2 separate regions of the Homo sapiens genome follow, and region 1 is linked to region 2. Evidence: read pairs that join two places in POLR2A ChIA-PET (ENCODE). Cell type or tissue: Caco-2. All regions are shown on one strand. Links, peaks and the distances in the headings refer to the core of each region. The heading gives the core; the rest is flanking DNA.

Region 1 (4,441 bases), core at 193-4,192, 480 kb before region 2:
ATCTACCACTTCTTAATAGCTTCTTATGCACCAGGCACAAGGTTAAGTACTTGGCATTATTTTAACTGATTCAATCAGTACAACGACATAAAGCAGATACTAGCATCCATGTTCTAAGTAGGAATACTAAGACTTTGAGAGGTTAATTTCACATGGAAAATGAAGGAGCCAGAATCTGATCACTAGACCCCTTCTTACTAGAAGGCCGCCCTGACCACCCTAAAAAACATAGATGTGGTGAGTATGATTGGGAAAAAAATGTAGTATAAAGTGAAGAAACATACAGGCCCTATCATGAAAAATTAGGTACAATTAAGATACCAAGTTCTCCCTCTGCCTGAAAGACCTCAGTGTCCATACACCTACAAAAGAGAGTGCAGAAAGACTACCCCAAGCCCCATCACACCTCAAGGCAGGTAGTGAGTAATTTTCTCCTCTTCCCTAAATCTTCTCTCCCATCCTTTGCAAATATTGTTGCTGAAGTGAAGGTAGCTGGTGAGAAACAAATAAAATGGCTGCACATGCTGCATGAAAATTGTCATATTTCTTAGTTAAGTAAAAGATCAGCACAACTCAGAATTCAAGACTGAATGAAATAAGTATCCTGATTAGAATTGCATGCATGCGCTGAGTCAAATGGCTTCGAGTATATACATAGTCTATGAAAGGGAATAAAAGTCTGTTTGTATGTGCTTGGATTTGTTTCTGTGTGATTATGATTAGCATTGCAGTTCTCCAATGAAAGTATCTCCTGCTCAGTAGTCTCTTTTGTGTTCTTCAGTGCTAGTAGCCATAAGAACTAGGTGTCTAATAACACACTATAATAACTACCCATTGCAAATTAAGAATACTCTTACTGCTGTCTGTGCCTTGGAGCCCAGCTTTGGGTTCTGTACCATGTTCTCTTCCTTAAAAATGCTGAAAATTGGGATGCTGTTTCGTTGAGATTTTTCCATATCCCACATATATATGCATAGAAGGTTAAACATTGCTACGTTCTTCTGGTAAATTGCAGCTCACTTACCAAACTATTCAATGATTAAAGAAGAAACGTTTCAGAGGCCTTCTGTTTTGATTTTAGCTTATCGTAATCTGATGATGATGATCCAAGCTTTTATACAAAGGATGACAGCACCATAGTAGGCAACCATTTTGTTGAGGAAACCGGAAACGCTCACCCTTTTAAAAAACTAAGTTACCCTGACTACAGTCTTATTATTTCTTCAGTTTAAGGTTACATTTTCTGCCTCCCACAGACTAATGTCACTTCTCCATGTTGAGAACAAGAGCGGCATTTGGCATTTGGTTATCCCAAACCCAAATCTCTGACCCTTTGTTTTTAGTACTTTGCCATTTTGATTTTGCTTTTTTAATTTGCTTGTGACTCTCTGCTTCCCCCATCTTTTTTTTTTTTGGTACAATGATTCTTACCTTGTCTTTCCCCAGTCCGTTTCTGACCTGGAGAGACGTACAGCATGTTATTGTCAGGACTTCCCGTGCGGGACATTTGAACGCTAATGACTGGAAAACCAATGCTGCTGGTTTTAAGGGTGAGAACTTCTTTCATATTCTGTCACAGGCAAAATATTTTTATTTTTCCCCCATTTTAAATGGAGAGCAGGAAACAGAACCCCTCAAACGAAACTTTAAACTTTGTGCTGACAAACAAAGAGCTTGATCTTTTAGTAAATAAAAGGCAGGTTGATTTTTTTAAGTTAAAACTACACAGATAAGGGAGATTTCTTTGGCTTCCCACATCATAGGTCAATTTTTTTAAAAGATCGACCAACCCCCATGTATAGTCGGCCTATGGGACCCCTGATTAGTTTACTATTTGCTGTCACTGAATATCTAAGTAATATTTATAATAATGTATTTTAAAATTCCTCACCTTCTATAGGACTACTTCCACTTCAATAATAACTGATATATATTGTTCACTTTAGTGTAGCACTGTTAGTTGCTAAGGCCATGCATTCTACAAATTTTGTTTTTGTTTGTTATAAATCTTCCACAAAGAAAAGCAGGTAATAATTCTAAGAAATGTTACTTTATATAAACTAAAAATTTTAATGAAGCTTTATAATGTCCAGTCCTTATGCAATTGTGCACAATATGTAACAAGTACTGAATATTTTCCCATGGCTAATACAGATCATAGTTCCCAAAATAGCTATTCTATTTGTTGTCATAGGTAATATATGTTATAATAAAAATAAAATTAGCTATATAAAACATATATCCTAAAGTTTAGTATATCTACTCAAGTTGTAAGTGACCTAAGTTATAATAAGGTTTTAATTCATTAATCTAACTTGTAACAAACATTAATTTGTTTATATCTACAGACTTAAAACATATTCCCAAATAATCTTAGTATCATCATATATCTGTATGGATGAAATACAGTGTTCCATAGCACAGGGCACATCTCCTTAAAAATTGAGGTTCTGATGGTCAGACCGTTGGTAACATGGTCCTGGGCAAGTCATTTAATTTTTAAGGGCCCTAATAATTTAAGCATTTTGGATGCTAAGTAATATTATCTACGTATCATATCTTACATATGATCTTTATATATCCTTATATGAGCAATATATGCAAATATTTCTGCCAGAATGTATATTTTTAAAATTACTTGTAAATAATTTATTATAGACTCATGCTGAAACAAAACCTATAAATATCCTAGATAACCAGTGCCACATTAATAATTATTTGATTAATATCTTCACAGAAAGCTTCACTCTATTTTTAGGAAAAGAATATTTCTCTGCTTTGAAGTATTATCAAACACCTTTCCATGCATGTAAACTATATAATGCAGCAGTGTTCAATGAACTTTTAATCTAGAGTTGTAAATACCCGTTGGCATTGCATTCTCTGAAGCCCAAATCAGGAGATTTGATCCCAAAATTGTAATTGTATGGGAGACATCAAAATTATTTGAAATTTCGGTTGTTCCGGAAAATCCAGGATGTAATTTGCCATATGTATGTTTCATTTTGATTAGCTTCCACATGCTCCCAACTCGTACAATATAAATCCATGAGGCTGCAGGGGAGAGAAGGAGCTGACACATAACCTTAGCTAGTTGAAAGCTGGAATGAACTTCTTAGTAGAAGGATCACAGACTAAGGACATTAACCTCCATGAAGCTGAAGAAACTTTAACCCGAATAAATATCTTAGTTTTACTTATTCCTTTTTGGCAATTTAAAAAGAGCAAATGGTTCTAACAAAAATGCAGCTCTTCTGAAAACCTCTGTTGGTTTAGGAGAGGGGGAGACAGAGGGTTTAGACTAAGTCACCAGACCCAAACCTGAATCTAAAGGGGTTTGTGCACTGCTTTAAGGAGGAAACGGTATTTTACTATTGCACGTGGCAATATTTAGTATAATATTTCACTCTTCTCTTAGATGGCTGCCAAGAGTAACAATTAAAGTTTGCTTTTTCACAGATGAATTATTCTGAATGGGCTGGGCTCCCAGTGGGATTGTTTTGTAATTTTGTTGATGGCGAGTCCCGTATTTCATCTAAACAGGATCATAATAAGATGACTTAAGAAAAAAAAAAAGTTATTCTCTACTCTAAACGTTACCATCCCCTCCCTAGAGTCCCACAGATAAATGTGATTAAGGCAGAGGCTAGCAGGAGAAGCAACATGCTTTGGGGAAGTGGAGAATGCAGGGTACTAGGACTGCAGAAAGATGCTATGACTTTTTATGAAATAACATCTGAAAGAACAATAAAGAGCTAATGGTTAGAAAAGGTTCCTACAACAAGAGCTCAACAAGGGCTTGTATTTAAATGAGGTCAGCCGGCTTTTGCAGGTCTTGCTTAGCAGGAATCCATAGTCACGTATTTCTCCTTAGACTGGGAAAACGGAAGTTGCCTGCCTACAGAAGTGTGTGGTCCTGGGTGCCCTTCTTTGTCCCACCCAACTCAGCCCTAACACTGAGTAAAATATATGTATGAAATGAATCTGAAAACTCCTGTTCTTCCTTGGGCTTACTTTTGTTTTCCCAGTGTTGAGTAATTTATTAATAACTTGTTGGAAAAGTAGTTTAAAAAAAAATAGGAGAACAATTTCACAAATTGCTCAATAGGTACCTGCCAGTAATAGGGACATCAGCGTCACCCATCAGAATTTCTTTCTCATCACGTAAAGCAGAAGCCACTTAGAGTAGCAAACAACTCAGTTTTGGAGTTCAGACATCACTAGACTTGATAGTCTTTGTTATCACTGATAACTTCAGTAAAGCCAACACCCCAATGAATAGTCTCTACCAAAACCCTACCAAATCCATTTTATCCAACCTCCTTACATTTCTTCAGACATACCCCCATGTCCTACATCCTAGGCAGACAGCAGGGCTGGATGATGTGTGAGCTAGACTTGTGTGCAGCCCTCCTGAAGGCAGACTTGATCCATTCTTACC
Region 2 (4,441 bases), core at 95-4,094:
TCGGCACTAACATTTGAATAATTTTCATGTGTCATGAAATATTCAAAAAAAATTTTTCCAACCCAAAATGTAAAAACCATTCTTAGCTTGCAGTGGTGAGCGAGACTTAGCTGTGGTTTGCCACCCCACCTCACTAGAGGCCTACAGACTTGAAATCTTGTTGGCATTTTAAAGGGCATATGAAGACTATAAAGGAAATATTTTGTACATGAAAGTAATACTCATATTTAATTTTAAGCCTATGATCAGATTACGGTGTTTTAAAGCAGATCACTTTTTATAATGCATGCGAGAGAGGAATTCATGAATAACTGAATGCTACCAAATGATTTTTGAGTAGGCCACCTTGCACTTGAGTTCTTGGCACTTAAAAGGTAACCTCTGGAGCTGAGTTTATGGCCTGAAACTCAGAGAGCTACCAAACATGCAACACGGATTCTTAAATTTCACAATGTGGTGGTCACCAACATTCATCAGGAAAATGATGTTAAAAGACCAATTTACATAAAATATAATGCCCAATTTGACAACTAAAATAAAGTTGACGTGGATTAGAAAGCCCGGCTTCCCTTTGAGAAGTTAAAGGAGATTCTGGTAAACAAGAACAAAACGGGCACTTAGCTGATGATGGTTTTACACCTTGTGTGGTTTGTGGCTGTCCTAGTCAGGCTTAGGATTTTAAAGGTGGAGTCAAACAGGGGAAACTTTCCTGGGGAGAGTTGAGACCTGTGTACTTTAAACCTAATGCAATCACCAAAAGGAAATCCAGCTAATCTATGGAAACAAATCCACTCATACTTAACAGTGGATTAAAGGTATCTTACTGGTAAACACCAGTCTAAGGGACAAAGTATCACTACACCGTGTTAATGAAGTATTGAAATGGAAGGTCCTACTTTCTTGCTAAGGCTCAACTAAAATCTTTGAGGCACATAATTGGCAAAATAGGAAAGTACACACAATTTCATAAAATATCTTAAGAGTAAACAAACTTTCTATTTTTCCCCTTAGAAATTTAGAATGGCACCAGGTAGTGCAAAGTGGAAAAAGGTAACATCAGCCCTGTCTCTTTCAGGTAGATATGTTTCAACAGAACCATGAACCAGAAAAGCATCCTCTTCTTCCAGCATGGCCAACTAAGGCTTTTCTTTCAGCTTCAAGTCAATACTGCAAAGAAAAGAAAAAGAGAGAGAAACATGAGAAACCAAATGAGAGACATTTAGTAATGATTTGGGTAGCACTGTGTTTGCTTTTTTCCTCAAAGGACATACTGAAAATATTTAAATCATGCAAGTTTCTTATAATAGAAAAATCTGGTAAAACCCAATCCTCCTCTTGTCAGGCTTTTCTCCAACATATGAAATCTGTTTAGTTCTACAAAATCGTTTCTGGAAGCATTTTACACCTTTTCAAAATGATCCAGGGAGGTAAAAAACTCATGTAAAGGCTCATTCCCAAAGTCAATTAAGATAAGGAGCATTAGTGTATTCCAGAAATCATGCCATTTTATTTAATAAGTGACCTTTCCTTGTGAAGCAAACAAATGTTCTGCCTCAAGTAAGTAATGTCTGACAAGCACTAAATAGTAAGAAATGGTAAACAACAAAACAACACCAAACATTTTCTAGAAGCCAAAGGAATTGACTGAAAGGGGTTAGCCTACCTTACTGAGATGGATGTTTATAACTAAAGAAAAGCTTGTTTTTCAGAAGGTCAAATGGGTTCCCAAGTATCTGAGGAGTAAGCCTAAAACTCACTCGAATCACGTCTCTCTTCTGCTTCTTAGTGAACACAGCACAACTTCCTACCGCATCCACCCAAGAGGAAGAAAACCAAAAGCCAGTAAATAGAGGAAGAATTTCAGTTGCGATAAAAGAGAAACTATTAGTTTGCAAAGGGTGATTTGGCACGTATCTGTGGATTTTGCTTATCTCTGCTCCCTGAGCCATAAGCTTGCATGTTGCAAAGGTTACTGTGCTTTACTTGTGGAATTTGCGGCAGCTGAGCAGTGTTCATTCTAGAAGCTTTGCAAATAAAGCCACTGGCAACTCACGCTGCCTGCCCATCCAGTTTACAGTAGTAAAGTATCTTTCCTTTGAAATATAGTCAGCAATTCCGTCACTTATTAGCAGTGGGGACTTGGCCAAGTCACCCACCTTCTCTAAGTTTCCATTTCTGTATCTGTAAAATGGAACGGTCATACCGCTTTCACAGCTTGCTAATGAATAAGTCTAAAGCATTTTCAATTGTACATAATGAACATATCATAATGTCTGTTATTATTAGCAGCAATAGTACCTCGGTGGATTTTTTTTGTTGTTGTTTTGTGTGTGTGGTTTTTTTTTTTTTTTTTTTGAGATGGAGTCTTGCTCTGTCGCCATGCTGGAGCTCAGTGGTGCGATCTCGGCTTACTGCAACCGCCGTCTCCTAGATTCAAGCGACTCTCCTGCCTCAGCCTCCCGAGTAGCTGGGATTACAGGCAGACGCCACCATGCCCAGATAATTTTTTGTGTTTTTAGCGAGACGGGGTTTCACCCTGTTGGCCAGGATGATCTCGATCTCTTGACCTCGTGATCCGCCCACTTCAGCCTCCCAAAGTGCTGGGATTACAGGCATGAGCCAGCATGCCCGGCCCCTCAGTGTTTTTTTGAAATGAGCAAATAGCTCTTCGCTTTATTACCCTACTTGCAACAATCTTGTCTCCTTTGGAAAGCCAAAATCATCATGAATATTTCTAGTTTTCAGGCCCTCTGACTTGTTTTCTTACCTGCAGAGTTTGCTTTAGAGGTATCCTCTTTTTATCCACTGTGACCCCGACATCTTTTTCATATACCTTTACAAAACAGGTCATTTAAAAAATATACTGTTTTTGCTTTTAAAAGGTCCTTCCTGTTCCCGGAAATCTGTAGTAAGTTTGATTTGGTGATTGGAAATTTGATTCTTTCTCTCACGGTGTTGGTTGACTTTTTCCCATAGATGAAGAGAATATTTACTAAACCAAAATTTGGGGCACATCGTCTAAAAACTGCGAGAGTGGGTCAGAATATGTGAAATAGTCTTGGAAGCTTAAAAGAACATGGTCACCTTGTTTCACCATCGGGCCCCTGAGCTAACACTTACACCAGGATGCCCATCTCGATTATTTTTCGTACTGACTTTTTTGTAAATCTTCTAGGATTTAATTCATCCCTTCAGCTTTCGTTAACTCAAAAGCTAAAAGACTGGAACCTGTTTACCCAGTTTATGAAATAAATGAGATAGTCAAAAGTGAACAATTTTCTTGTAAGTAAATACAGGAAACCACTTGGAAGGTTAATATTTGAGAGAACAGCAACGTTGTGGAGTTAACAAAGCTATTAACAATGATGCTAATTTAAGCTTCTTCAAATAGAGCCACTCTTGATCACTGTACTTTAAACAAATATGTAAAAATATAAAAAGGCATGTTGCAAGTTTTGGAACATGAAGAAATTCATAAAATCCAAACCTAAAAGGGAAGGAGACAAGCACCCAGGGCTATTTAAAAATAAATAAATAAATAAATACATAAATAAATAAATAAATAAAAGTATCCTTTTTGGAAAAAAGAATACTTTTAATTAGAATTGAATATTCTTAATCCTCGGGCAAATGGGCTTAGTTTTCTATAAGCAACTTTTTCCTGAGACAGAGCAACCTTCTGATAATTTTACAATAGGCCATTTTTGTGTCTAACACGTATTAAATGAGGTTCCTTACAAACTGTCAGACAATATTGTTTAATGATGAATAAAAACATTTGCATTTTATGTAGAAAGAAGAAAATGGGCATAACCTTCCCTTCTGTCTCTGAGGAAAATGAGAGGCCACTACGATAACAGCACACACTCCATCTTATTCTTGGACTGATCGAGCCCATTGGAAGAACCCTTGCCCATTTTGCAGTGTATTCATTCAACACTAGCTCTGGAAGGTGTAAAATGCTTCCACACAGAATGCTCCTCTGTCCTTGATGGCCTACAGTGTAAAGGTGCCAGAAGAAGTAAATGCAGCCCTTATTCTAATACCAAAGAAAGCCAGAAATCCAGGACTGGAAGTCAGAAAAAAAAAAAAAATTCTTGGTTACTCTTGCCCCTTATCCTGATCTCATCATCCACACTGTGATCTTGTGCCTCTTAAGGGCTCAGGAAAGAGAGGGCTGAAGAAAGGGAAGACTTGAGAAGAATATGTTCTTCTAAAAAGTGGGAAGTAACAATAACAATTTGTAGTATCCCTCCCTCCTCCATGCCCAGCCCTGAAATGAACCCAGACAGGAAGCAATGGTTGCCCTCTTCCCAACCAAACAGCCCTACGTAGGAATAAGAAGCAAGACAGACAAGGCAAGCAAAGAAGTGGGTAAGCCCCAAGATGTAGCAGCGATGGGCCAGCCATTGGCTGGGCTTCCACATGTGCCCTCTCTGCT

What was found. ChIA-PET counts read pairs that join two places held together with the same protein. Peaks named below come from ENCODE experiments on the same cell type or tissue, not always from the same donor. Only the 100,000 strongest peaks of a DNase experiment are listed, where the experiment ranks them.
Region 1: POLR2A ChIA-PET joins it to region 2 with 6 read pairs; 2 of 35 experiments call an interaction of 5 or more read pairs at or near these places.

Annotation. Positions count from the first base shown.
Region 1 is chr9:76,132,663-76,137,103 of GRCh38, forward strand. PCSK5 (proprotein convertase subtilisin/kexin type 5) reads left to right here. Exons shown (of 38, transcript NM_001372043.1): 10 at 1,447-1,550. Among named protein-coding and RNA genes, the nearest start is that of PCSK5, 240 kb to the left of the region's middle. In Caco-2, for the core only: no CTCF peak of the experiment used is centred there; no DNase peak of the experiment used is centred there.
Region 2 is chr9:76,613,434-76,617,874 of GRCh38, forward strand. It overlaps PRUNE2 (prune homolog 2 with BCH domain), which reads right to left. Exons shown (of 19, transcript NM_015225.3): 19 at 1-1,167. The coding sequence ends at 1,137. The region is part of intron 5 of LOC105376095 (a long non-coding RNA gene); the gene reads left to right. Among named protein-coding and RNA genes, the nearest start is that of PCA3, 150 kb to the right of the region's middle. In Caco-2, for the core only: no CTCF peak of the experiment used is centred there; DNase peaks (open chromatin) are centred at 2,018 and 2,588; H3K4me3 peaks cover 835 bases.